2 separate regions of the Homo sapiens genome follow, and region 1 is linked to region 2. A link is a loop called in an ENCODE intact Hi-C map of the cell type or tissue named here. Cell type or tissue: heart right ventricle. All regions are shown on one strand. Each heading gives the region's core, and the rest is flanking DNA. Links, peaks and the distances in the headings are about the cores only. Region 1 overlaps NUAK1 (NUAK family kinase 1). Region 2 has its middle 160 kb from the start of NUAK1.

Region 1 (8,337 bases), core at 203-8,202, 83 kb before region 2:
GCAAATACAGACTCTATGGATAATCAGGCTAGACGGTTGTATGTGTATATATAGATATGCATTATCTCTCTCTCTATATATAATTTTTTCAACAAGCCAGCCTGTTCTTTTTGGAAAAATTCAGAGTGACCTCTAAAGTGGTCTTCTTTGCCTCACCAGCTAACTGATGCCAATGCGGTTCCTGGCACATTGTAGGCGTTCAAGAAATACTTATTGAATGACTGAGGATGATCATCTTGGTACTTTTCAGGGGTGTTTCTTGCCCCAGTCCCTATTACCAGGCCTTTGCCAGCTTCTCATTCGCTTACATAAGCAGCTGAGGGGAGGTGGCAGCTTCCAAGAATATAATTCACCCCAATTGGGGGAACACAGTTTGAACCTAAAAGTCAGTTTATAAGCTGTGAGAGTCAGTTGGTTCCTGTGGCCTTCTCAGCATCCCTTTAGGGGTTTTCCCTAATTCTCTGGCAGCAGAAATTTGCAGGTAGAATTTCCAGACAGGCTGTGAATGGGAAGCAGATATAGATCACTTCTCTGATCTGATAGCTCAGTAGAAGATGGCTTATGTCAGAGAGGGAAAGAAGGCAAGCTCACTGAGTGTTGGTCTCAGAACCTGGCCTGGACCTTGGGGCGAGGCCAGCTTTGGAGATGGCCACGCTTACTGCCCAGGTGTTCCAGGTAAGTGCCTCTGAGCCACACTCCATGTTCTGTCTCTGGCATGCTTTCCCAGTGACTGCAGGTGCTGTGTGTTTATACAAGCCCACCTTTGGAGGAATAAAGAAAGCCATGGTTATCTACACCTGTTTTTCCTCTGGTAAAATGATATTCGCCAAAGGAATGGTGGGGCACCTCTCAGGGTCAAGTCTGGATTCTTTCTTGGTTACCTGACCTTCCACATTTTCTAAAGATTCAAGATGATGAAAAGCTTAGTAGTTCTATGACATTTTCTCACTTACAGGGAAAACATGCCATGATGTGATGGCACCCTGGCCTGTGGTTCCAAGTCTTGATTATGCTTTTGATGGATGATCTGAAAGGCTGGGGCTTCCTGCTCCATAATGTGGCTGGACCAGGTCTCCAGATGGATTTGTCCTAGAGGGAGTGTGTGTCTTTCGTCACTCCTGGAGGGTCCCACTATCACAAAGCCAGAAGCTCCCACATAATGCCCGATTCTTTTTGTCCCTTGTCCCTTAGATGCTCGAGGACTCATACGGTGGATGCTGATGGTGAACCCCGATCGCCGGGCCACTATTGAGGACATTGCCAACCACTGGTGGGTGAACTGGGGCTATAAGAGCAGCGTGTGTGACTGTGATGCCCTCCATGACTCTGAGTCCCCACTCCTGGCTCGGATCATTGACTGGCACCACCGTTCCACAGGGCTGCAGGCTGACACCGAAGCCAAAATGAAGGGCCTGGCCAAACCCACGACCTCTGAGGTCATGCTAGAGCGGCAGCGGTCGCTGAAGAAATCCAAGAAAGAGAATGACTTTGCTCAGTCTGGTCAGGATGCAGTGCCTGAAAGCCCATCCAAGTTGAGTTCTAAGAGGCCCAAGGGGATCCTGAAGAAGCGAAGCAACAGCGAGCATCGCTCTCACAGCACTGGCTTCATTGAAGGTGTAGTTGGTCCTGCCTTACCCTCTACTTTCAAGATGGAGCAGGACTTGTGCAGGACTGGCGTGCTCCTCCCAAGCTCACCAGAGGCAGAGGTGCCGGGAAAACTCAGCCCCAAGCAGTCGGCCACGATGCCCAAGAAAGGCATCTTGAAAAAGACCCAGCAGAGAGAATCAGGTTACTACTCTTCCCCAGAGCGCAGTGAGTCTTCGGAGCTGTTGGACAGTAATGATGTGATGGGCAGCAGCATCCCCTCCCCCAGCCCCCCGGACCCAGCCAGGGTAACCTCCCACAGCCTCTCCTGCCGGAGGAAGGGCATCTTGAAACACAGCAGCAAATACTCAGCGGGCACCATGGACCCAGCCCTGGTCAGCCCTGAAATGCCCACACTGGAATCCCTGTCAGAGCCTGGTGTCCCTGCCGAGGGCCTCTCCCGGAGCTACAGCCGCCCTTCCAGTGTCATCAGCGATGACAGCGTGCTGTCCAGCGACTCTTTTGACTTGCTGGATTTGCAGGAGAATCGCCCTGCCCGCCAGCGCATCCGCAGCTGCGTCTCTGCAGAAAACTTCCTCCAGATCCAGGACTTTGAGGGGCTCCAGAACCGGCCCCGGCCCCAGTACCTGAAGCGGTACCGGAACCGGCTGGCAGACAGCAGCTTCTCCCTCCTCACAGACATGGATGATGTGACTCAGGTCTACAAGCAAGCGCTGGAGATCTGCAGCAAGCTCAACTAGCATTCCAGGGCGCCCAGGGGCGGGCGGGGGTACGAGGGAGGAAGGGGAGCAAGACTTGGGCTCACAGGCTGGTTACCTCTTTGCTGGCTGTGACAACAGACTGAAAAAGGATTGGCACTGTCTCACTTGGCCAAGTTTGCAGCCTTGAGCCAACACCTAAAAGGGAGAGGTGGGCTCTTCTGCCAGTTCTGTCAATTGTCAGTCAGAATTTGGGCCCTGTTTGGCATTTGCTTTATGGCACCTCCTAGAGGACCAGCTGTCCAGGGGAGGTGGTATTGACCGGCACTCAGTGGGTGGAGAGGAAGCATATGTGGAAGGAGCATTTCCTTAGAAGTCATCCAGATGCTTCTGGAGGAGGGGCAGGAGACACTTGGGCTGTTTGCCTTGGGTGAGCCCAAAGAACTTGCCCCTTTTCTCCTTGTATTAGCAAGCTAGGTCTGGCTGCGTGGAGCTGGCAAGTAGATTTCAGCAACTTGAGCTTGAGTTGACGATCAATTAATAGTGGCTGCCAGTTGTGCTGGCGTAAGTGGCCCACATCATGGGGAAGGAGTGCTGTGATTGACTAGTAATGGCTACCACGGGAAAGGGAAGGGGAAGCAGTAGCACTAATGCTATGTAGTTGTCATCTTTGATCTGGCTAGGCCCTGGGAATCGGGTTTAGTCATCCTGTGGGATCTATGTTAACTCTTTCATGCCACTGGTGAGGCATTTGTTAATTTGCTACTCAACTTTGAGGAAAGACAGGGCCTTGGTCAGAGAGAGAATGCTCTGAACTCTGCTAAGGACATAGAGTCAGCCCATGGTGATTTAGCTCCTTGCTGTTCACCTCCTCTTTCCTGATGTCTGCCTTGCTCTACAGCACAACCTCTTGAGGGTGGACAGGGAGAAAGATGATGGTGTCAGAGGTCAAAACTATTATATATGACAGGGCACAAGATGGTCTGTGATCTTTGCACAGATGAATGGAAGTTGATGCACACCAACAAGAGGCAACTTGTCACTTTCTTTCTCAATATTAACTGGAATGCTGCCTCTTGGGTTCTCACCTGCATGGATGCTTTGAGTTGGACGTGATACTGTCCATATTCTCCAGAGGATTACCTGGCTGAACCATTGGCTCTGTTCACCAGTGACAGATGGTTTCCCCATCCACTGAGTGTAGCATCCTCAGAGGTAGGCAAGTTTGCTTCTAGGGAGTTAGCATGTAGATGGGATATTGGGATGAGGAAAGGAAAATCAGGTAGATGGTGCTTTTTTTCCCCCAAATCTAAGTATTCTATGTCATGGTTTTAAACTTTGCCATGAACTCCTGGGCTTTGGGGGAAGAGAAAGTTCCATTCATTTAAATGAATAAGGTGTTGAAAGAGTGCAGGGGGTTGGGAGGAAGCATGTAAGAGAGGGAACATTTCCTTAGATGTTACCCAGATGGTTCTGGGGGAGACAGAAAAGAGGTGCGGCAGGACTCTTATCTTAAAAAGTAAACAAAACAAAACAAAACAAAACAAAAAACTAGATATGTAATTTCTAAACACCCAGATCACAATGACAAGATGCCACTCCAACCATGGGACACCTTCATGATACTAGGTTTGTACTTCCTGGTCTCTGGGATGACTTCAGATTCTGCTGGCCAAGGCAAATTGAACTCAGTTCAAGATGGCCACCACTGGTAGACGTGTAGATAGAAAAGAGGACTGGTCTTGGGAACATCTTTGGAAAAACCAACAAACAATAGTTCTAGGGAGATGAGAAAAAAATTCACCTTACAGTGCTAAGAAAGTGCATTAGAATGGAATTGCCCTTTCCTTAAGGAGACAGTTTGGGCTCTCCCCTTGCCACCGGCTCTGGTGTTTTGGCTTATGCGTTCCTTCAGGTTGAGCTGAGCAGTGTGTTATGGGAAGCTGCTCAATTTCCTTTCATTCAATTCCACCTCCTTCCTGAACTCTAATAGAGGTTAAAAGGGAAAAAAAAAATTCTGTAGATAGCAAATTGTGTGTGTGGGGGGGGGTGGGGGTGTGGGTGCATGGAGGACAACCTGCAACTCTGAGCTCCCTACTTCCTGCCTCATTTCATGCAGTCTTTTCTGAACAGCCTATGCTGCTGCCCTGCTGGCCCCTTGTGCACGGCAGCTGGCCGTGTCCGTAGCTGTCAGTATGACTTAGATCTAGCTCCTACCTACTGGTTGATGTGTTTTTTCCTTTTGCCAAGTGATTGAGTCTGTTTAGTAGTTTCCATCATTCTAGTCTTTAAGTAAAAATGACACTATTGAGGAAAGTCAGTCTACTCCCTTCTTCCTCCCCCCAAACACGTGTTCTCTTTTGTCAGGAAACTCAGCCAGTGGACTGTGGCAGAGAAAGTCCTCCACTCAGAGGCAGAGACTGAGTTAAGTCATAGGTGGCCTTAGGCATCTGCATTGTTTGCAGGGGTTAAGTTTTCCTTCCAGTGAGGGCTGGAGGGATGAATTAGCTGGTACCTGAAGCCCCGCTTAGCTCTGACACTCTGCCAACATCCTCTGATTCTAGGTGTGGTGTTGACTGTCCTTTCAAGGAAAAACTTGCAATAGAGGGAAAAGCCATTAAAGCAGCTCCCTGCTTCATCATTAAGTCCTGTCATCCCTACCAGCCAATCCCAGTCAAAGAAGTTATGCTTTATTCACTTCTGTGGAATTACAAGTGAGAGACACTTTTAGGACCTGATGGACAAAGCAGGAGATTCACTGTCAGCTTTCCTGGTCCTCTCCTTACTTCTGTGGGCCTTGCACCGTCTTAGTTTACACATCTGCCAAAGGGGTAGAATTACACTTCTTTTTACAGGTAAATGTCAAGGCACAATCAGTTTTCAGGAAGTGCTTCAAGACCCCAGGTGAAATGAAAATGCTAAGTACCCTCTGAATGGCCATGCCTGTTACCAGGTGCTGCTTCTTCAGATGATGGGGAGCACTTTTCAGGGTGAAATTCAGGCGAGTTTTGCCCAGGCCTGCTGTCTTGAGTACAAATGTGAATGATCGACTGACTGCTTGTTGCCAAACTGGAAATGTTCTGTAGGGATTTACTGGCATGGTATCATTCCTAGAAGAAAAAAAGAGAGAAACTTGACTGCACATTAAAAAAAAAAAAAAATCCACATTGTGACTTTTATTTAATTTCTATTTTTTTTGGTAATAAAAAGTTGACTTTTTTATTTGAATTTGTCTTTTTTATTTATTGGTCTGAAAGGCATTTCAAAGGTATTATAATAATATATTGGTGTAATTTAATTGGTGCAACATGCTTTATGGCTCCTGTCAAAATTGGTTTTCACTCATTTGATTGGTTTGAGCCCAGAACAGCCTACAGGGGAAAAACAAGCTGGATAACCACCCAAAGTGTTTGTATTTTCGTTGGAAACTGATTTTTGTTTCATTTTGGTTTTTGTTTCTGTTTTTATTTTTAAATTAAATAAATTGCAATGAACTGAACCAGAGACCTTGCTTCTTTATTTGGTGGTTTTTTCTTAGTCAAGTAAGTGACAGAATCAATATAAGTAACAGAGACCTACCCAAATGAGCTTAAGCACAAAAGGGAATTTATTCGAAGTTCTTAGAAGAGGAAATGCATCTTGCAGTGCCGCTGGAATTAAGAATTGGAGTGGTGGATTGAAGAGGACAGTATACCCTCTTTTCTGCTTCTCTTTGCATATCAGCTTTCTTCTCCTTTTATAGCCTGGCTTTCTTCTCTCTGATTGTGGAACCCACCTTGGCTTATCCCGTAGCTTCCAAATTTACATGTTCTCAGTCTTGGTTTCCAAAAGAGACTACTCACCAGGTTCCTTAGTTCTGAACTGGAGACGTCATCAAAGGCTAACACTCAGCCACGCTCTTTCTCCACATTTCAGTTTCCTGTGCCTGCCCTTTCCCTAGGCACTCCCCTCTATCCCAAGGGCAGGAAGTTGCTAATCTGATTGGGATTAATCAGAGTCCAAGATCAGTGGGTCACGATTTCCTAATGGGGAAGGCCACTCACGGCTCTGCCTAGAATGACAGTATCTTGAGTCCCATTTTGCCACTGTTTCTTGTGTAAATAGACCCTCCAGAAAGCTCTTGGAAGGAGAGGTGCATCATAGAGCAAGATTGAAGAGTTCCTGGATCCTGGCCATAATATCAGGTGACATCAAACCCTACCCTAGTATCAAACATTAGAGAGTGATGCTGTGCACAGAATAGTAGTGTTTTAGGATCCATGCCAGAAAAGTCTGACTTTCCAAAGAAATTACAACTTGCACCCCTTTTCTAGTTTACTGGAAGAACATCTGATGTAGCATTGTCACATTTAGCAAATAAAACTACAGAATGCCTAGTTACATTTGAACTTCACATATACTATGAATAATTTTTCAATATAAGTGTGTTCCAGACAATATTTGGGTCATGCTTATACTAAAAAAAAAAAAAAAAGAAATTCAAATTTAACTGAGCATACTGTATACTATCTGGCAACCTAACCTGATAGGGCTTAGTTGTCCAAATTGACCAGGTGCTGGGTGTGGTAGGAGGTTGGGGAATGGATGCTTATAATTGTGGCTTGCCAAATTAGAACACGTTGGTGCCTCTCAGGTTGGGCTGAGGTTGGAAGAATTCCAAGTTCAGTCTGGACTTGATAATTGCAATTAAGTTGCTACACCTTTTTGGAACTCAGCTTTCTCAGCTGTCTAATGGGTATATTAATTGCTCTCTTATCCAACTCTAACAGGGCTACGAAAAAGAAGGAATGAGAGAAATTCTATGAAGTCACCTTGAGTATAAAACTCAATATGAATGAGAAACAATAGTCCTTTCTTTGCAGGGCAATAGTCACTGACTTAAAATAGGACATTTAAAGGCCTGTGGGCTTTTAATTCTTGCTTCAACCCCTGCCACCACTAGCAAATGGGCAGTAAGTTGCAGTTAGAGGGGCTGTAGGTCATTTGTGGAGTACGTTTACTTAGAAGTGTGACCCTTGGAAAATACATAATTCTGTATCCAGGCAGAAAGAATAGCCTGTGCATGGCCTAGAGGCTGGACCAAATGTGACATAGTAAGGGTAGTGAAAAAATAGGGGTGACTGTAGTGGCAGCAGTTGACATGTTGACAACTGTTGTGGGGTTAATGGGCAGTGGTCACTTTAAGGAGGAAAGTTGAGAGAACTAACATGTATTTAACTTCTACGTAATGCCCACTCCATCTTTATTCAGTAGCAAATGGCAGAAATCCACTCAGACCATATTAAGTAATGATTAATTTACTGCTTCATGGAACCGAGAAGCCCAAGTGTGTGTCTCAGGCACAGTTGGATCCAGGAGTTCAAGGGATCTCATTGGCCTCTTTTTCACTCACTCTCCCTGGATGAGGCTTTATTCTTAGGCAGGCCCTCTCCACATGGCAGCAAGACAGCTCCTGGCCAAAGCAGGGTTATGACGCTTTTTTAGAGTGTGATCCTCAAACCAGAGAGGTTCTTAATGTCCTAGCATTTAGGGAACAAGGAAGGACTGTGATTGGCTTTGTTTGGGTCATGTGTCTCCTCCTGGCCCATCACAGAGTCTGGGTGGAGAAGTGCTCTGATTGGCCAGCCTGGATCATGTACGCACCTTGTGGTATATTTAAATGACACGGAATCACACAGAATGTGGGAGAACAGCTCCCCAAAGGAAGGAATGCAGAGCCAACGATGTTAGTTACACTTTTTGGGCCTCAATTTCCTCACCCATATAATAGCATTAAATAATCGCTAATTTTCAGAGTTATTGTGAAGATTAAATGAAATAAAGTTCCTAACGTGGTGCCTGGCACATAGTGGATTTTTAATTTATACAGATAATCTCAGGGAAGACAACAGTAGTAATACATTAGAGAGAAGATATATTTGTTAGGAAGATTTTAGATGTAAAATCAGCTATAATATCAGAAAATTCAGCTGAAATTGGCTTAAACACTACAAGGGCTTTATCAGCTCATACACCTGGAATTCTAGAGGTTGGG
Region 2 (8,337 bases), core at 145-8,144:
TCTTATCTTCGCTATTTATTGAGTGCTTACAGTGTGACTACCACCAAGCACTTTATGTATATTGTAGCACTTTTTTTCCTTACAAAAACCACATGAAGTGGGCACTATTATCATCTCATTTTACAGATAGGCAAACTGAGGATCAAGAAGGATCTGTGCCTGGCCACCCAGAGCTGAGCTGTAATCCCAGGTCTGTCCAACTCTTTACTCATGCTCTTCACTTGATGCGACATCACAGACACGTGAGGCTTAGGTTCTAAAATCAGTGCATGGAGCAAAATTCACACACGATGAAAAGTATCCTTGAAAATCTCGTAAGTCTCCTTTAAAGTAAAGTGCGTATCATTTTATTTAGTAATAGATATGTAAAAATGTGTAATATATTTCAGGGCTCTATCACATTGAAAAAATGGATTTCAACACAAGAATCACACTGTGGCATAGTCTGGCTGGATGCTCACAAATTCCATTTGTTTTCTTCTGGGACTCACAGAAAGATTTCCTTTCCTTTTGCAGTTAAACTGGGGCTGGGTGACTGGGCTCTGGCCAATGGAATATGGATAGGAATGATCAAAGTCACTTCTAGGCTTGTCCTTAAATACTTCCGTGATCCTATAGTTCAGAAGCTGGCAAACTATGACCCACTGCCTGTTTTTGTAAATAAAGTTTTATTGTAACATTGTCACGCTCATTGATTTACATACAGCCTATGGCTGTTTTCATGTGCAATAGCAGAGTAGTAGTTGTGACAGTGATGGCATGAACTACCAAGCCTAAATTATTTACTACAAGATGGTCAACCCCTCCTCCAGTACTCTTGTGGTGGATGCTTTGATGGTCACCTGGGTCTCCCTTTAGTGATGAAAAAGTTATTTCCTCATTTGTAGGGAGTGCTGCTGGAAGATGGTCCTCTTCTGCATCCAATGACTTATCAACATAAAGGTTTAATGGCATCATCACCTGGCTCTGACTCAGAACAACTGTGAAAGGCCACCTAGCTCCATAGTTCCCAGAGAGCTGGAAGAAACCATTTTGGGGGATTGCGTGGCAACTCAACCTTTCCCTCTACCCAGTTTTGCATCCTTATCTCCCTTCCACAAGCATTAATCCCCAAAGAACTCCCTAATGAAAGTCCTGCACTCTGACCTCCATCTCAAAGTCTGCTTCTGGGGAATCTGATGAGCGGCAGCTCTCATCCCCTTCCAGGGTGTTTGATAGGGCAGTGTCGCAGATGGAAGGTCTTGGGTCCTCTGAGTACTGCTCAGAGCACAGCCACCAAGAAGAGCCTCTGAATTCACTTCACAGTGTAAGAGGGGGCAGACTATCAGCTTTTATTGTGTTATGCCACTTAGATTTTGGCATTGTTTGTTCCAACAGCTAGTTCTACTTATTTTGATAAACACAGTCATGTGGGGGATAACAATGTCTGGGTCAACAACAAACCGCATGTATGATGATTGTCCCATAAGATTATAATACCGTATTTTTGCAGTACCTTTTCTATGTTTAAATATGTTTAGATACACAAATACTTCTCATTGTGTACAATTGCCTACAGCATTTGGTACCGTCACATGCTATACAGATTAGCAGCCTGGGAGCAATAGGCTAGACCATACAGCCTAGGTATGTAGTAGGCTCTACCATCTAGGTTTGTGTAAGTGCACTCTATCATATATGCATGGCGATGAGTGTGCCAAACGCCCCATTTCTCAGAATGTATCCCCATCATTAAACAACACGACAGTATACTCAGCCAGGCAAGCTACTGATGCAGCGAGAGGCTTGCAGGAACCGAGACTTAACCGTGAGAACCACAGATTCACACACACCATCTCATACTCACTATAGCATCTGCCCTGTGAGTGGGATGGAAGTTCAGGTCACTCAGTCCATGCCCATTATATTGTTCTCTTTCAGTCTGTTTTGTTTTCTGTCTCTCTCAGCACATGGAGCAGAATTCTCTTGTCAAATATAGGCATGATGTGATTGCACCTCTATCCCTGTTTGAGCCCTGACCATCAAAGTAACTTCGAGCAACTTGCATTCTGCAATGGTTGAAGAATGTAGTGTGTGGACGTCTGAGAGGAGGATAAGTGGGGCATCAAATCAAGCCCAGATGTCAGTCTCCCCAACTCCAGCTGTTGGTTGGGACAGAACTCAGAGGAAGAGCCCTCAGTGGGGGTTCCTAGGAGCTGAACAACCCTACTGCTGGCTACCCGCTGGGCGTGGCTGCACTTGTGTCAGCCCCAGTGTAAGAGCATCTGCAGAGGCAGCTGAAGCCCAGCAAGGTCTTTTGTCCCCCACTCCCTCAAAGTCATCCTAGGACACAGGTGTGCATCCCTCACAGCTGACCGACTGAAGATGAATCAGCTTCCCTGAAAGACGTGCCCCACAGGAGTGTGTCAGCTGAAACTCATCTGAAGGAGCCTGATTCCCTCCCTGACCACAGCTAATGAAAATGTTTGGCTCGCCTGGAGAAGAATCTGTGTTATTCTTTAAAGGAACAATGCTAACCACAGATGTACAGCATCTGGCATGTGGCAGATGTTTCCCTGAGTGAGAGGAACAGCAACTGGACCAGCCAGTTCATGAGATACCTTTGGGTCTAGGCATGTATTTTCCTGATTTCAGCTCTGGATTTTGCTTCTCAAAAGTTCAGGGGAAGTCCAAATGCCTCTTCCTATCACATGATATTTTCATAATATGCTCCCTGGCCTCTTATCTTCTATGATTCTCAATGTATATGCTTGAGAAAAAGACCCATACCCTTGTCCCTAGGTCCTTGCTCTTGCTGTTCTCCATGTTTGTTCCGCCATTTCTCTTTTTTATGAGTCAATTTGTTAGGGCTCTTTCCACCGCAAATGAAAGAAACCCAATTTGGACTGGCTTTAAGCAAAAAGCAAAACCGCAAAAAGCAATCCCCAAGCTACAGTTATTGAGTAAAATGTAACTTAAAAATCCAGGACCATTTGACATCAAAGTCAGGTATTGCTGGATTCAGGGATTCCAGTGATTTTTCTAGGACCTGGTTTTGTCCATTTCTCCATGTCTAGACTATGTTTTCTTCCTTATTGGCTTCAGTTTCAGGCAGGCACTGGATGATCTGTCCCTGGCTGCTTCAGGCTACCAGGTTAGCAACTTTATAGAAAGAGATTGCTTCTTTTGCAATAGTCCTGGGGATGGGACTGATTAGGCCATCTTGGGACACAAACATGTTCATCCATGAGCTAATCACAGTAGTCAAGGGGATGAGATTCCCATGATTTTCCATGCCTGGGTTCCCTGCTCATTCTTAGGGCCATGCAATGGGGTCTTTCCCCAAAGGGTATCAGGATCCTATTATGAGAATGAGGGTGAATGGATGTGGCACAAGAAGAATCAACAGATATAATTCATAGTCTGCTTCTCAAGGTCAAGTTCATCTTAGGCCTTTCTGTAACTCTGACCTTCCCATGGAGGTTTTCCTGGTGACCTCAGTCCATGTCCCCTTCTCTGTTCACTGTAGCACTTCATTGATGAATGTAGGATTGTACATACCTCCTCTGCCTTGCTGGTTGTGTCTGGAGGGACTTCCTGGGCAGTAGAGGACATGGAGTGGGATGTGGTTAGAATATGAAAGGCAAAAGTCACCTTGTATTTCCTTTCTTCATTTGAAACACAGTGAAATAAAATGGAAACAAGAAAGCTTTGAATTGGGAAAAAAAATTCAACAGTTAACAGGCAGTTTAGGGTAGGGAAGAAATGGGTCTTGGTAGCAAGGACTGGTGGGTGATACCGCATGTGTATGACTGCTTCTCCACCTCAGGCTCCCCAGTAGCTGCCTCCGCCTTCAGGTAGAATGCCAAGGTTTGCATACTTTGGGGCCAGCTGGGTGCTTATTTCGTCTGTGCAAATCATTGAGCGTTTGGTGGCCAGTGCTTTCTGCCTTATATTTCTCTCACACAACACTGTGTGGCTGGCACTTTGCTGAGTGCCTAATAATTACTCAACAAGTTTTTGTTGAGGGAAATCGTGTTGTGCCTGCCAGCACTCAAGCCGGCAGTCAAGAGGTCTGGGTTGTAATCAAGCCTCTTGACCTTGACCAGGCTAAGTAGCTGTGCAGAAAAGCACTGAGCAGGATACCAGCTATTTTTATCTAGTGTTTCTAGATCACAATAGTTACATTCCGGTTCACTTGCAGTGACCCTGTGACATAACCCAAATGCTGCAGGGTAAGGCTGTCGAGGTCAAATCTAAAGCAAAAATTGGGTATAATCGAAATGTCCCTGGAACCTCCTATAAATCATCCATAAAGTAGAGTTTAAAAAGTTTTCGGATTACAGCCAAATGCAGTAATACTTGTAAATTATGTGGGATGGATATAGTAACACATTGCATATTATTTAGTGAGAGCATATATTCTACAGTGCAATATTGAAGTATACCTTTATGGGTTCAGTACAAGATTCTCACAAACAGGAAGTTAGAGAAGAGCAACTCCGCATATCTGGCTTTGGTATTACTCTGGGGCACAGATGCCTGGAGTGGATTATCAAGCAACATCTTCAGTACTAATTAAATCATTATTTTAAATTGTTATTTTTCTTTCTCTCTCTTTGCTTTTTACTGAATGCAAATGAATGGATTTATGTAAATTAACTGTGCAATGAATTTTCCCTAGTCTTATTCAATTAAAAATGTTGATTATAGATTCAGAAGGTGCCAGGCACTGGGCTGGGTGTGGGGACTTCAGCAATGAATAGAATGGGCGTGGTTTCTGGCCTAACGGAACTTAATAGTCTTTTCAAATTGTTTTACAAATGAAGAAACTGAAGTTCGATAGAGGTAACTGCCAAATATTACACAGCCATTGAAGAGCAGGGCTGGAATTTGAATCCAGATCTTCTGACTTTAACTCTGAACTTTTCCCAGCTACTCTCTGCTGGCTTCCATGGTAAGTCAAGTCACTTCCAAAGTCAAGGCCAGAGGCCTGGAGTTCATTACTAAAGAAAAAGGCCGCTGGGACTGGCCATTTGCCTTGGCACTGGGATTTGGAATTGAGTTCATATTTGCTGTTGAATCGTTCCCTTCAGTAATGGGATAGCTTGGAATGGAATGGTAACGAGAGCCCTGTTTGCTCCAGAGGGCCCACTCCCTGTCCTGCCCACCAGCCATAGTGGTTGACCACCCTCTTTAAGCCCTCTATTGATTACAAAGAGTCAATTTCTTTCTGATGCAAATGGCTGAGCTCAGGGCAGTTAGAGCTGAGCCATGGCCCCTCAAATTACTGCCTTCCGGACTAAATATGTCAGGCAGCCTTCCCGAGGGTCCTTGTCATGGACAAAGAGACTGGTTCCGGGCTTGCATCTCCCTGCTTTGGTATCTGATGTGTGTACATTCCTTCCTCATGTGTACCCGCAAGTGGCCCAAGAACCAGGGTGCCCCCCTCTCCAAAGAGCCCCAGCTCTCTGTGAGCCTCTCAGGCCCCATCCTTGGAGGAGGAGGCTGCCAGCAAGACCCATCCAGAGCTTGCGGTTTGCCCTGGCCCTCAATGTGCTGACCCAGCCCACCACAGGGTGGTGGCGCCAGGCCTGGGCTCCTCCTCAACTGGGCAGAGCCATCTGGATGAGTTAAAGAATCATCTTCATCTTGAAAACAGTGGCAACTCCTGTCCTGTGACCCTGAGCCAGGGCAGATTTTGCATCGTCTGCTCTGTTTCATTAAGGACAAGTTTTCAGGGAGCAGATGCTTGAGTTAGAATTGATTCCTTTCTATTGCTCCTGTCAGAAAGACAGAAATAAAACATTTAATCTAAGGAAAGTTGGCTTCTCACACAGACTTGTGGATTTGCCCTTTGGAGAAATGTCACTAATGGCATTTTAATCATGCTTTATGTGCCTGGAGACCAGTAATGAGAAGAACTTCTTATTTACCAAAGCAACTGCTAGCCCCTTAATGATGGGCTAAGTATCAGCTACTGGCAGGATATGTAGTGGGGAAGTGCTGTGTAATTACCAGGCAAATTCATCATTATTTCTGTCTTATAAACCAGAATATGTGTTAAATAATACTTTAGGGCCACTGAAGGTAATTATGGAGCCCCATCTCTGTAAGAACATGTAATTATCTTACGGTTGCCCTGTGTTTACTGAGCAAATCTATGCAATTATTATCTAAAGCCCAAATCCTGCCCTCAGAGCCACAAAAGTGCACCCAAGGGCAGGTCTGCCGCATGTGCACCGGGTCACAAAGGACTGGGGCCTCCACTTCCCAAATTTCAGCTTTGCCTTCATCCCTGGACTCAAAAAGCCACAAGTGAGGCTTTGTGAAATGGGTTGTTTCTGTTTTTGCATCTCCCTGCCCCAATCCATCTCAGCCCCTGCACTGGCCTCCCAGTTTTGCGTGCTTAATAGATCCATGGGTCCCCACCACTTGGCATGCTGAGACCTCAGCATCTGGTGACAGTGGGTTCAGCTCAACAGTTCAAGCCTTTTTTAAGGCTCACCTTGTGTCAGGAATGGGGCTGGGCTCTGAAGACAAGGAACTGAACAGGACATGGCCCCTGCTTTAGAGCGCCCAGGTGGGAGGGGTGGACAGGTGTAAGGCATGGTAGGTTTGGCATGGCAGAGACTGCATAGGGTCAAAGTCAAGAGCATGGCCTCTAGAGCCAGATTGCCTGGGCTTCAGATTCACTTATGCAAAATGGGGTTATCAAAGGGCTTTCATCATAGACCATTTTGTGTTACGTTCAGCCAGTGCTTAGAATGGTCAGTGCTTAGAACTCAGCTGATGCAAGTGGCTGAGCCCAGGGCAGTTAGAGCCATGGGCCCTTAAATTACTGCCTTCAGGACTAAATATGTCAGGCAGCTTTCCTGAGGGCCCTTGTCAAAGACAAGGGGCTGATGATTCTGGGCTTGCATCTCCCTAGTTCAGTATCTGATGAGTGTGGCACAGCCAGGTTATGTGGTACACAGTTTGCTATTATTATAATGTGGTAAACATGGGTAGAAAGCCCATCCAAACTGTTCAGCCCTCAAAGGCCACCATGAGATAAAACCTTCCCTGCTCCTGCCCAAGAGAAGCCTTCTCTTTCTGCTCCGAGCTGACGGAGCACCTCATCCCAGAAGTCTCTTAGGCTGTTAGCCTTTTCTAGCAGGCACTGTGTTAACTGATGTTGATCTCTGACCTCCCTTATGGAGCTGTTTGAGTTCTGGGTCTGAGCTTTATTCATCTTTATGTCCCTAACACCAAGCGTAGGGCCAGAGGCACAGTAGGCACCCATGACATGTTTGTTGAATGAATAGCAGTCACTCAATAAACACTCCTTAAAAAAAAGGGATCCTTTCGAAGGCCTATTTGACCACGTGGCCAAGGCAGTGAGCCAAAACCACAGATTTTACTTTGTTTTCACTAATGTGGGTACATGTGGGGGAATTGGGTTTTGAAAGGCTTGCAGAAGAGATTTCTTTACCACTCAGATGGGTGAACAAAAAGCTAATTAATTAAAAACAAAGAAAGGCCCTAAGCAGTAGGCTTCTTTCTGCTCACTTGGTATTGATGGGTTGACATTTGACCATGAGGTTGGGTCTCTGAGCAGGACCCCAGATTCTTTTTTCCAGCAACCCCAGGCCTGAGCTGGCCCTGGTGAGCTATGGAGCTGAAAGCAGTATTGTTAATGGCTTTTGTACAGGAGGTCTTCCAGCTGGTCCCGGGTCACCACACTTCACTGTTTGTATGTGTGTTCTTAAGCTGGGGCCCTTAGTATTAGCAAAAGATTAGATTTTTCTTTCTTCATCACCAACTGTTCCTCTCCCACCCGCTTCCCCCACATCCTCCATCCTTTTCATTCCTGCAGTCTCAGAATCTCTCTTGGTGAATGTTAATGAGGCTGAACACAGGCTGGGAGGTCAGTGCCCTGTGCTTCTTCTGGAAGGCGTCCTGTCTCTGGTAGATTCTCAAATTTGATAATAGAAACAAGAACTAAATAGATATATTTACCATTTCAAATAACTTTCCCACACCTTTTATCTTTTAGTCTGACCAAGAAGACTATGTGGCAGGCATTTCTATTAGTCCCATTTTATAGTTAAGAAATGTAAGGCTCAGGGTGGTAAGTGATGTGTGCATTACACAACCAGGGGATGCTAGAAGAGCATTTTCTACCTTCTAACTCTGTTCTTTCTACTACACCACACTGCCTGTGATGCTCTGAAAGACACAGAAAAGCCTACCTATTAGCTATTAGGCTAAGGACATTTTAAATGAAATGCAGTTCCAGTTGTAAGCACACATTGTCATGGCATTTTAGAACTTTGTGAATGATAGCATCTGGTCATTTCTTGGGTTTGACAGTAG

What was found. Hi-C counts contacts between places; a loop is a spot of excess contacts. Peaks named below come from ENCODE experiments on the same cell type or tissue, not always from the same donor. Only the 100,000 strongest peaks of a DNase experiment are listed, where the experiment ranks them.
Region 1: it touches region 2 in a loop (2.1-fold over the local background); 2 of 110 quality-filtered maps call a loop at or near these places.

What each region holds. Positions count from the first base shown.
Region 1 is chr12:106,060,810-106,069,146 of GRCh38, reverse strand. NUAK1 (NUAK family kinase 1) reads left to right here. Exons shown (of 7, transcript NM_014840.3): 7 at 1,192-5,802. The coding sequence ends at 2,345. Among named protein-coding and RNA genes, the nearest start is that of NUAK1, 74 kb to the left of the region's middle. In heart right ventricle, for the core only: no CTCF peak of the experiment used is centred there; no DNase peak of the experiment used is centred there; H3K27ac peaks cover 5,212 bases.
Region 2 is chr12:105,977,920-105,986,256 of GRCh38, reverse strand. No RefSeq gene overlaps it. Among named protein-coding and RNA genes, the nearest start is that of NUAK1, 160 kb to the left of the region's middle. In heart right ventricle, for the core only: no CTCF peak of the experiment used is centred there; a DNase peak (open chromatin) is centred at 3,984; H3K27ac peaks cover 1,485 bases.